Linked DNA regions of Homo sapiens: region 2 is linked to region 1. A link is a loop called in an ENCODE intact Hi-C map of the cell type or tissue named here. Cell type or tissue: ascending aorta. All regions are shown on one strand. Links, peaks and the distances in the headings refer to the core of each region. The heading gives the core; the rest is flanking DNA. Region 1 has its middle 3.9 kb from the start of C11orf86. Region 2 overlaps SYT12 (synaptotagmin 12).

Region 1 (5,371 bases), core at 57-5,056:
TCCACAGGGCTTGGCACACAGCAAGCCCTCGAACAAAGTGAGTTGGTGGTTGTATTTGTCCGTTCTCCTGCTGCTATAAAGAAAGACCTGAGGCTGGGAGCAGTGGCTCATGCCTGTAATCCTAGCACTTTGGGAGGCTGAGGCGGGTAGATCACTTGAGGTCAGAAGTTCAAGACCAGCCTGGCCAATATGGTGAAACCCCTTCTCTACTAAAAATACAAAAATTAGGCCAGGTTGCAGTGGCTCACAACTGTAATCCCAGCACTTTGGGAGGCTGAGGCAGGTGGATCACAAGGTCAGGAGTTTGAGACCAGCCTGGCCAACATGGTGAAACCCCGTCTCTACTGAAAAAATACAAAGATTAGGCAGGCATGGTGGCGTGTGCCTGTAATCCCAGCTACTCGGGAGGCTGAGGCAGGAGAATTGCTTGAACCCAGGAGGCAGAGGTTGCAGTGAGCCGAGATCGTGCCACTGCACTCCAGCCTGGGCAACAGAGCAAGACTCCGTCTCAAAACAAAACAAAACAAAACAAAAAATTATCCAGGTGTAGTGGTGGGCAACTGTAATCCCAGCTACTCGGGAGGCTGAGGCAGGAGAATCGCTTGAACCCAGGAGGCGGAGGTTGTAGTGAGCTAAGATTGCGCCACTGCACCCCAGCCTGGGCAACAGAGAGAGAATCTGTCTCAAAAAATAATAATAATAAAAATAAGAAATACCTGAGACTGGGTAATTTATAAAGACAAAAAGTTTAATTGGCTCATGGTTCTGCAGGCTGTACAGGAAGCATAGCAGCTTCTGCTGCTGGGGAGGCCTCAGGAAGCTTCCAACCGTGGTGGAAGGCAAAGCGGGGATGAGGCATCTTACATGATAGGAGCAGGAGAAAGAGAGAGCGTGGCGGGAGGTGCTGTACACTTTTTTTTGAGACAGAGTCTCAGTCTGTCGCCCAGGCTGGAGTGCAGTGGCGCGATCTTGGTTCACTGCAACCTCCGCCTCCCGGGTTCAAGTGATTCTCGTGCCTCAGCCTCCTGAGTAGCTGGGACTATAGGTGCCTGCCACCACGCCCAGTTAATTTTTTGTATTTTTGGTGGAGACAGGATCTTGCTATATTTCCCAGTCTGGCCTTGAACTCCTGGGCTCAAGTGATCTGCCCACCTCAGTCTCCCAAAGTGTTTGGAATAAAGGCGTGAGCCACTGTGCTCAGCCTACACACTTTGAAACAACCAGATCTCACAAGAACTCACTATCATGAAAACAGCACCAAGGGGATGGGGCTAAACCATTCACGAGAATCCACCCCCATGAGCCAACCACCTCTAACGCTAGGGACTACAATTCAACATGAAGTTTGGTGCGGACACAAATCCAAACCATATCAGTGGTATTCACTGCCGTGGGCAGATCCTTTCAGTCTCATCTGTAAAATGGGTTGTTTCTTTTTAAATTTTTTTTTGAGATGGAGTCTCTCTCTGGCGCCCAGACTGGAGTGCAGTGGCGCGATCTTGGCTCACTGCAACCTCTGCCTCCCGGGTTCAAGCGATTCTCCTGCCTCAGCCTCCCGAGTAGCTGGGATTACAGGCACATGCCACCATGCCTGGCTAATTTTTGTATTTTTAGTAGAGATGGGGTTTCACATTGGCCTGGCTGGTCTCAAACTCCTGGCCTCATGATCCACCTACCTCGGTCTCCCAAAGTGCCAGGATCACAAGCATGAGCCACCGCACCCAGCCTGTAAAATGGGTTGTTTCAAAAATAAGATGAAATCATGAGTGTGGATGCTTCTAAAGGTGAGACTACTGGCAGCAACTCTTTCCCCCAAGACAGGAGGAAGAGAAAGAAGCTTGGGGCTGGGCCAGCAGATTCCTCAGAATGGTTGTTTTGTTTTTTGAAACAGGGTCTCACTCTGTTGCTCAGGCTGTAGGGCAGTGGCACAATTTCAGCTCAATGCAACCTTGACCACCTGGGCTCAAGTGATCCTCCCACCTCAGCCTCCTGAGTAGCTGGGACTACGGGTATGTGCCACCACGCCTGGCTAATTTTTGTATTTTTTGTAGAGATGGAGTTTCATCATGTTACTCAGGCTGGTTTTGAACTCCTGAGCTCAAGCAATCTGCCCACCTCAGCCTCCCAAAGTGTGCCACCACGCCTGGCCTCAGAATGGTAGAATTTGAGTGCTGAAGGGACCTCATACATCTGTTCCATGCTCCTTTTTGTTTTATTTTTATTATGTATTTCTTTGTTTATTTTAGAGAGAAGGTTTCTCTATGTTTCCCAGGCTGGTCACAAACTCCTGGTCTCAAGTGATCCTCCTGTCACAGCCTCCTGACTAGCTGGGATTACAGGCATGAGCCATCACACCCAGCTCCTTTTTGTTTTAACCACTGTTTTGAGTCAACCCCTTCACAGATTTCATTTAAACCTCATGATAGTCCTATGATGTGGGGATTGTCATCTCATTTTATAGATCAGAAAACTGAGGATCAGGGAGATTAAGCACCTGGCTGGAGAGCATGCCCACTAAGTGGCAGAGCTGGTCGGCCACCCTGGTCAGCCGGGCTTTAAAAACCCATGCTTCAGTCACTCAGGTCTCCTTCCCCAGACTCGGCAGCAGAGGCAGGACTGGAAGCCAGCTGTCCTGCCTCCTCCATGTTTGGGGTACTGCAGAGGGCACCCCTATTCAGGGCCAGGGAAGTGCTGGCTGCAGCTCTTGGCTCACACTAGCCTTGTCCCCTAGGGCCTGGCCTTGCCCTCATCCTTTCTGCTCCGTTTCTGAATCTTCCCTGGGTGAAGGGTTGCTTAAAATCTGCCAGGCTCAGCTCCCAGAGGACCTATGACAGGGCCAGTGTGAAGAGAATGTAAAAAAGGAGCCCTGACCTTCTGCCCCAGCCTGTCCCAAACACTGGCTCTGATTTGTACCCAGACCTTTTAATTTCAACCCTGACAACACACCAAAGGTCAATCCTGACCCTGGTTAAAAAGCAACAAAACCATTACACAATCTTCAACGCCCTCACTTCAACACACGTAGTCAACTCAAATCCCCACTCTCACAAAGGTCTGAGCCCAGGAAGAACTGGCTGACTCACAGACTTTTGAGATGTGGTGGGATGAATCACTCACTCTTGCGTCAAGCACATAGCTGCGGAGTACCCTCTTGCCAAGGATGCAGTCTTAAAACAACTTCCCAAATCCACTGAGGAGAGGGAGAAAATCTGTGTTCTCCTCCTTCCCTCCTCACTGCTTCTCTGCCTTCTTCACCTGGTATCTTAGGCTGATTAGTGTTGCTGTAACAGAGACAGGTTAATTTCTAAACAACTGTTCATTTGATTCATGGTTCTGGAGGCTGGGAAGTCCAAAAGAATGGCATCAGCCTCCGATGTGGGCCTTCGTGCTATGTCATCCCATGGCAGAAGGTGGAAGGGTAAGAGAAAGTAAACGTGAGCAAGGACAAGAGGGGGTTGAACTCACTTTTATCAAGAACCCACTTCCTGATAATTGCAGTAATCCAGTCACCTAATCACCTCTTGATACTGTCATAATGGCAATTATAGTTCGACATGAGTTTTGGAACAGACATTCAAACTATAGCAACTGGCAAGCTCTTACTCACCTTTCAAAATTCTGCTTTGTGAGTGACACCTCCCCAAAAAGCCTGCCCTGACACCTCCAGGCTGTGTAAGATAGGCAGTCCCCTCTCCAGCCCACCCAATGACCCAATACACACAGTAACACAATCACACATGTCTGCCTTACCTCACCAGACTAGGTACCCCTTGAAGGCTAAAAGAACACCTTAATGTCCCCACGACCCAACACAGTAAATAACTGGCATTAAATATTGGAGACTGTTAGTTGTCTATTGCTATCTAACAAATTACCCCAAAACTTAGAGACTTAAAACAACACACATTTATTATCCTGGTTTCTGTGGGTCAGGAATGGGGGCGTGGCTTAGCAGGTCTCTGGCTCGGATCTCTCGGAGGCTACAGTCAACTCTTCTCCAGGTCCTTCTGGGGTGAATCTGCTTCCAAGCTCATTCTTGTGGTTGTTTGCATAATTCAATTCTTTTCGGATTGTGGGACTGAGGGCTTCTGTTTGTTGATGGTTGATTGCTGCTACTTGGGCCTCTCCAAAGACCATCTCACTATGTGGCAGCTGGCTTTAATCAGAGCAAGCGAGTGAGAGCAAGAGATGGCGAGAAAGACAAGCCAGGATCTTTGGGGACCTAACTGCAGAAGTGACATGTGGAGTCCAGAGCAGCTCCATCTTGGATGCTAATCCACCATGTTGACTTCTTATTAACCCCCATTCTGGGAATGCCTCTAAGATTTCTACTTTATCTACTGTTACCAGAAATCTTACCCATAGGCAGATTCATATCACATTCTTGCCTTTCTCTGAGGTCTCAACTTTACTTGTCTTACACATTCCTGCCCTGTGGTATATAAGCCCTGGGTCTGGGGCTTTATGGCCTGGGGATCCACCATCACGTCTTGCTGCAGCCTGAGACACAGACTTGGCTTCTGTTCCTAAATCTATATTAAATGTTTCTTTTTTACTGGGTGTGGTGGCTCACACCTGTAATCCCAGCACTTTGGGAGGCCAAGGCAGGCGGATCATTTGAGGTCAGGAGTTCGAGACCAGCCTGGCCAACATGGCGAAATCCGGTCTCTACTAAAAATACAAAAATCAGCCGGGCATGGTGGCGGGCACCTGTAACCCCAAGTACTCGGGAGACTGAGGCAGGAGAATCGCTTGAACCTGGGAGGCAGAGGTTGCGGTGAGCCTAGATGGTGCCACTGCCCTCCAGTCTGGGTGACGGAGCGAGACTCCGTCTCAAAAAGAAACAACAAAAAAAGAAATGTTTTTTCTAAGAAACCGAATTTGTCAGCCGCTTTCTTTGGCCTCAGCTTCCTTGGGTTTTGGGGATACGTGTACATAGACTTTCCCACCCAGAACATGACAACCCATCACTTGCTTTATTCTGTTCCTTAGAGGCAAGTCACCAGGTCCAGCCTACCCTCAAGGGGTGGAGATTACACAAGGGTGTGAACACCAGGAGGCTAGGATCACTGGGGACTGTCTTGGAGATGGCCTACCACAGACACCGAGGATTCCAGGCCTCCTCCATTACCTGAGTTTAAAGCCTTGCCCTTTCATGTACTGGCTCTGTGTCTTGGGTGAGTGGCTTAACCTCATGTGTCTATAATTTCTCAGCTATAACACAGGAATAATGCTTTATTTCATCAAATCTAAGAGGACATCTACGGAAAGGTGGCAGTATTTTATATACCATTAAGAAAGAATATCTGGGCTAGGCACGGTGGCTCACGTCTATAATCCCAGCACTTTGGGAAGCCAAGGCAGGAGGATT
Region 2 (5,371 bases), core at 137-5,136, 61 kb before region 1:
GCACTTTGGGAGGTCGAGGCAGGTGGATCACCTGAGGTCAGGAGTTCGACACCAGCCTGACCAACATGGTGAAACCCCGTATCTACTAAAAATATGAAATTGGCCAGGCATGGTGGTGCACGCTTATAATCCCAGCTACTTGGGAAGCTGAAGCAGGATAATCGCTTGAACCCAGGAGGCAGAGGTTGCAGTGAGCCCAGATCATGCCATTGCACTCCAGCCTGGGCAACAAGAGGGAAACTCTATCTCAAAAAAAAAAAAAAAAAAAAAAAAGTTGAAGATGTGAAAGGGGAAGAGGGAGGTCTACTCCCCTTTCAAAGGAGGACATTAACCAGGAGGAGGTGGTGACGGAGGGAGAGGGGCTGAAGACTGATCTGAGTGGATGGTAGGGGCATGGGGTTGCACTCGCTGTGCACCTGCAGGAGCAGAAGCCTCACCTTCTCCCTGGCCTCTGCGCAGCTCTCGCCGTACTTCTGCTGAAGGTACCTGTAGTCGTAATTGGGGAACGGAGAGGGGCTGGGGAAGCTCCCCGACGTCCAGAGCTTCCACAGGCTCACAGCTGCGATTCCCAGCAGGGCCAGGGCCCCTGCAGCATAGACACCCACCTCCCAGCCAGGGGGGCTCTTGATGACTGCAAGGCAAGGGCAGCCTCTCATTAGGGCTTCCTAGTGGATACAGACCCCCACCCGGGGAGCAGCACCGACTTCTACATTGAATGGATATTTATTGAATGCCTACTATGTGCTAGGTGCTGGAGATCCCATGTCGAACAAGACATACACTTTCCTGTGTTGCTTGGGACCAGAAGTGTTTTGGGTTTCAGATTTTTTCTGATTTGGGGATATTTACATTACACTTATAGTCTGAGCATTCCTAATCCAAAAATCTGAAATCCAAAATGCTCCAATAGACATTTCTTTCAGCATCATGTCGGCCCGCAAAATATTTCAGATTTTGGATTTGGATTTTTGGATTTAGGATGATCAGCCTGTGTACATAATATCCAGAAAAGGCAAATCTATGTAGACAGAATTGACACCAGTCTATACAGTAGATTAGTGACTGTCAGGGGCTGGAAAGTTGGGAGAAATAGGGTTTCTTTGGGGGATGATGAAAATATTCTAAAAATAGATTGTGTGGTTGGTTGCACAATATACTAAAAACCATTAAATTGTACACTTTAAGTGGGTAAATTGCTTGGTATGTGAATCTTTTCTCTCTGTGAATCTCTTACCAAAACAAACAACTCAGCCACAAGTGAGAGGTGGCTGCAGGCTGTGCAGGGCTTGGAGACAAATCCAGATGCTCAGAGGCTTTTGCTCTGCTGATGAGTCAATAACCTTCTCTCTCTGAGCCTTGCTGCCCCCGAAAACGGAAATTAACAACCTCCTCAACTGTGGCAGGCGAGTCCTCCCCAGCACCGCGCTTGGCACGCAGCAGGACCATACACGTTCCAAGGTTTTGCCTCCCTCTCCCAGGAAACCTGGCTCTGCTTCCCCAAAGGAAGCCAAGGAGACACTGGGATTCATTGTGCAGGTCACAGTGCTGGCAAATACAGTTCTCTAAACTGCTCTTAGTACTGCGTCTGTCTCAATTCAAGTGAGGAAACTGAGGCACAGAAAGGCTAAAGAACTTGCCCAAGGTCACAGAGCCCAGAAGGGGTGGTGCTGGGACCCCAACTCTAGCAGCCAGACCCCAAAGCAAGTGGGGTAACCACTGCCCCACCCGGCCTCGACCCCGCACAGTTCCCTGGAAGCAAGGTGGGGAGAGGTGCGAAGAGCACCTCAGGGCATGAGATTGATCACTGCACATCCATTGAGCACCCATCCTGGTGTGCCAGCAGCCTATGGGCATGGGTAGCCAGGGTTGAGTCAGCCCCAGGCCAAGTCCCTGTCCTTAAGTAGCTGGCAGTCTAGGGGGTGGGGTGGGGCAGGCAAATAAATAGACAGATCAGGGTACTGGGAATGGGAGCAGCCCAGGAAGGCCTCCTGGAAGAGGGACATGTAAGCTGAGATATGAGGAGGGGCAAGAAGTGTGCCAGGCCACGGCAACAGGAGCTGGAAGTCAAGAGCGGGAAGAATAGAGGGGTATAAAAAGCCCAGAGTGGGCAGAGTGGCCGGGGGAGGGAGGGAGGGGACCCGGGGCTAGAGGAGTTCCTCATCACTGCTGCCCTGAAGCCCGGCCACACAGGAATGGATCACACAGTGGGGCAGCCCCTCTAGCCTGCCCTGCTGTCTGCTGAGCTGCCTTTGGCCAGAGTCCACAGCACTGACTCACTGGCCTCCAGCCCTGACGCCCTCCCAGCACTGAGCACCCTGTAAGGCTCTACTTTCTTTTCTTTTCTTTCTTTTTCTTTTTTTTTTTTTTTTTGAGATGGAGTTTCACTCTTGTTGCCCAGGCTGGAGTGCAATGGCACGATTTCGGCTCACTGCAACCTCTGCCTCCCCGGTTCAAGCGATTCTCCTGCCTCAGCCTCCCGAGTAGCTGGAATTACAGGCGTCCACCACCATGCCCAGCTAATTTTTTGTATTTCTAGTAGAGATGGGGTTCCACCATATTGGCCAGGCTGGTCTCAAACTCCTGACCTCAGGTGATCCACTCGCCTTGGCCTCCCAAAGTGCTGGGATTACAGGCGTGAGCCACCGCCCCTGGCCAAGGCCCTACTTTCTAAAAGAGGAAAACTGAGACCAAGGAAGGGTAATGAGCACATCTGTTTCTCCACTCAAGGCCAGCGGTGAGAAACGGCAGAGCCGGGCACCGGTACCTTGGCTTCCAGGCAAGTCACCCAGCACCTCTGGGCTTCATACTCCGTTTGGAAAATGCGGATGACAAGAACATCCCCCATCCAGCGGTCCCACTCTGGTGAATTTATTCTAAAGGGAAAATCCCAACAGGTTTTGTGTCTGGGATGAGTCATCGAGGCTGTATTTATAACAGCAGAAATCTGGAGACAGCCTGAAGGTCCCACCGAGGGGGCCAGTGAGGGCTGGTGGCTCTGTCTTGGGAGGAAATGTCACTGGCCTTCGAGAATGACAATTGAGGTCATTAGGATGGCACTGTGGCAATGCAGAGACACATTTCTGGCATTGTTAAGAGAGGAAAAAAATGAATCCCCAACATGGTCTAATCACGCAATCGTGTGACGTGCGCAAAAGTCACGCAGCACATAGTCACGGGCTGGGCAGACCAGGGAAAAACAGAAGGAATGGGTAACGACGGTGGAAGGGCTGTGAAGAAACCCTCCTTCCTCCTGCCGCTGTTGACAGAATGTCACCTGTGGGCTACGTATGCCCATGACAAAGAGATCCATGGAGGCTCCCGGGCCCCGCCCTGCTAAGGCTTGGTGTATTCTGGGAGTCCTGGGAACAGGGTCACAGCAGGGCTGGGTAGTAGCCGGGGGTTGGCTAGAGGGCAGGACCAGAGGCCCAAGGTCTCTAAGCAGGCTGTGGGCACAGCCAGGTGGCAAAGCAGGTTCAGGCTCCCCTGTGCCTGAGGCTCTTTGGGAGCTGAAGGGTGGAGCCCATGCCCGGGGTGGCAGAAAAGGGGGCAGGGCTGGGGGCACAGAAGGAAAAGCCCCAGGAAGGTGACATGAAATGACAATTCGCATTCATTTATTGATTTTATGGAATACCAGTCTTGGGGTGATATTGGAAGTGGGGTCTAGGCGAAGACCAGAAACGAGTGGGATGAGGAGGAGGAGGAATAGCTCCCCTTATGAAGCACTTACTATTTATGATTTGCCAGGCCCTGTTCTAAGCACGTCACGTATATTAACCCATGGAGTCAAGGCAATCCTGTGAGGTTGGTTCTATTGTTTTCCCCATTTTACAGATGAGGAAGCTGAGGGACGGAGGAGAGATCTGCCTCCAGACAGACTGGGTCCAGATCTGCACCTATAACCCCACCACCAGGTGCCAGGACTCAGGCAGGCAGTGGCAGAGGCAGGGAAGGACTCCAGGACAGGGGAACAGCGTGTGCAAAGCGCTGCCACTGGAAGAGTGGCGTTTGCACCATGCTGGGCGCTGCACAACCATCAGCTCTCTAAATCTTCCCAACAGCCCTGAGGCAAGCCTCATCTTTTGCATTTTACAGATAAGTAAGTAGAAGTTCCGGTTTCACCACTTGCCCAAGGCCATACGGGTAGGGGGCAGGGTGGGGGCAGGGGGGCAAGACCTGTGAGCCTGAGGGTGAAAAGTGCGGCTCCCTGGCTCACTTTTGGGAAAAAGTGATGGGAAAGGTGATTCCCGGGCACACCCTTCAGATCAGCCCTGGGCTCCCCAGGGGCTGCGTTAGGGTAGGGGCTAGAGTGATGGGGAGCACGGGGCTGGGAGTCAGGAGACCTGAGTGCACATCCTGACCCCGTTACTCTCTAAGCCTCACTTCTCCCATCTGTGAATGAGGAGAGGAACAAAGGGAGAAAAGACGGCTGGTATGTTTCTTCTCTGACCCCATCCGCTGTCCATGGGGAGGGCTGCAGGAGTATGTCTGGAGTCTCGAGGCATCTCCCAGCCAGCTCCCATCTCCCTGCTGAGGCAAAGGGTGACAAGGTGGGAGCCATGGCCCTGGACTGGGTGGCCTCTTTTTTTTTCTGATGAGACGGAGTCTCACTCTGTTGCCCAGGCTGGAAAGCTGGAGTGCAGTGGTGTGATCTCAGCTCACTATAACCTCTGCCTCTGGACTGGGTGGTCTCTGAGTTTAACGCCCCATGAATCTAACCTTGACCTTCCTGGGCTTATTTTCCCTTGGCTACTTGACAGTCTCCACAGAAGGCCTCGGTGAGTGGATTCCGAGTCACAGGCTCATCCCCAGGGTGCAGCAGGATGAGGGTCTCCCCGGGGACCCTTTCAAGTGAAAGAGAGAAAGTCACTTTAACAAGAAGGAGCCACTTGAGTGGCAAGATGAGGAGACCTCAGACTGGGCCAAGCTTGATGTCCCCAGGGCGGGCTGTCTGACCTTGGGCAAGTCACTGACTGTCCTTGACAGTGAAGACATTAATGGCAAGGACTAATTATTCATGTCCCACAGACACCTCCCACCCAGGCCTGGTGTAAGGGTCTCGCAGGCGTGATCCAGGAGGGGTTTGCCCTGGGCACTCACCGCTCAGATGGTATTCTGCCACATCCACAGCCATGATGTCTGCTGCAGTGACTGTGACTGGAAGGGAAAAGAGAGTGAGAGGAGAGGGCTGCAGAGAGTCAGCGTCCCGCTCCTAGGTCCTGGCCTCCTGGCACCCACGTGCCTGTCATCCAGAGCTTACACTCAGCTATAAGGGGAGTGCCACCAAAGGGAGGCTTGGCATTTTAAGAAATGATGTTTAAAGCTCTTTTCAAGCATTCTAAGACTCTTCTCAGGATTGCCAGATAAAACACAG

The links. A loop is a pair of places that touch in the nucleus more often than their neighbours do. Peaks named below come from ENCODE experiments on the same cell type or tissue, not always from the same donor. Only the 100,000 strongest peaks of a DNase experiment are listed, where the experiment ranks them.
Region 2: it touches region 1 in a loop (1.8-fold over the local background); 6 of 110 quality-filtered maps call a loop at or near these places.

The regions. Positions count from the first base shown.
Region 1 is chr11:66,968,679-66,974,049 of GRCh38, reverse strand. No RefSeq gene overlaps it. Among named protein-coding and RNA genes, the nearest start is that of C11orf86, 3.9 kb to the left of the region's middle. In ascending aorta, for the core only: no CTCF peak of the experiment used is centred there; a DNase peak (open chromatin) is centred at 3,069; H3K27ac peaks cover 3,111 bases.
Region 2 is chr11:67,029,905-67,035,275 of GRCh38, reverse strand. It overlaps SYT12 (synaptotagmin 12), which reads right to left. Exons shown (of 8, transcript NM_177963.4): 2 at 5,098-5,154; 3 at 438-631. The coding sequence starts at 5,131. Among named protein-coding and RNA genes, the nearest start is that of SYT12, 9.5 kb to the right of the region's middle. RefSeq lists an enhancer at 2,189-3,028. In ascending aorta, for the core only: no CTCF peak of the experiment used is centred there; a DNase peak (open chromatin) is centred at 2,245; H3K27ac peaks cover 1,784 bases.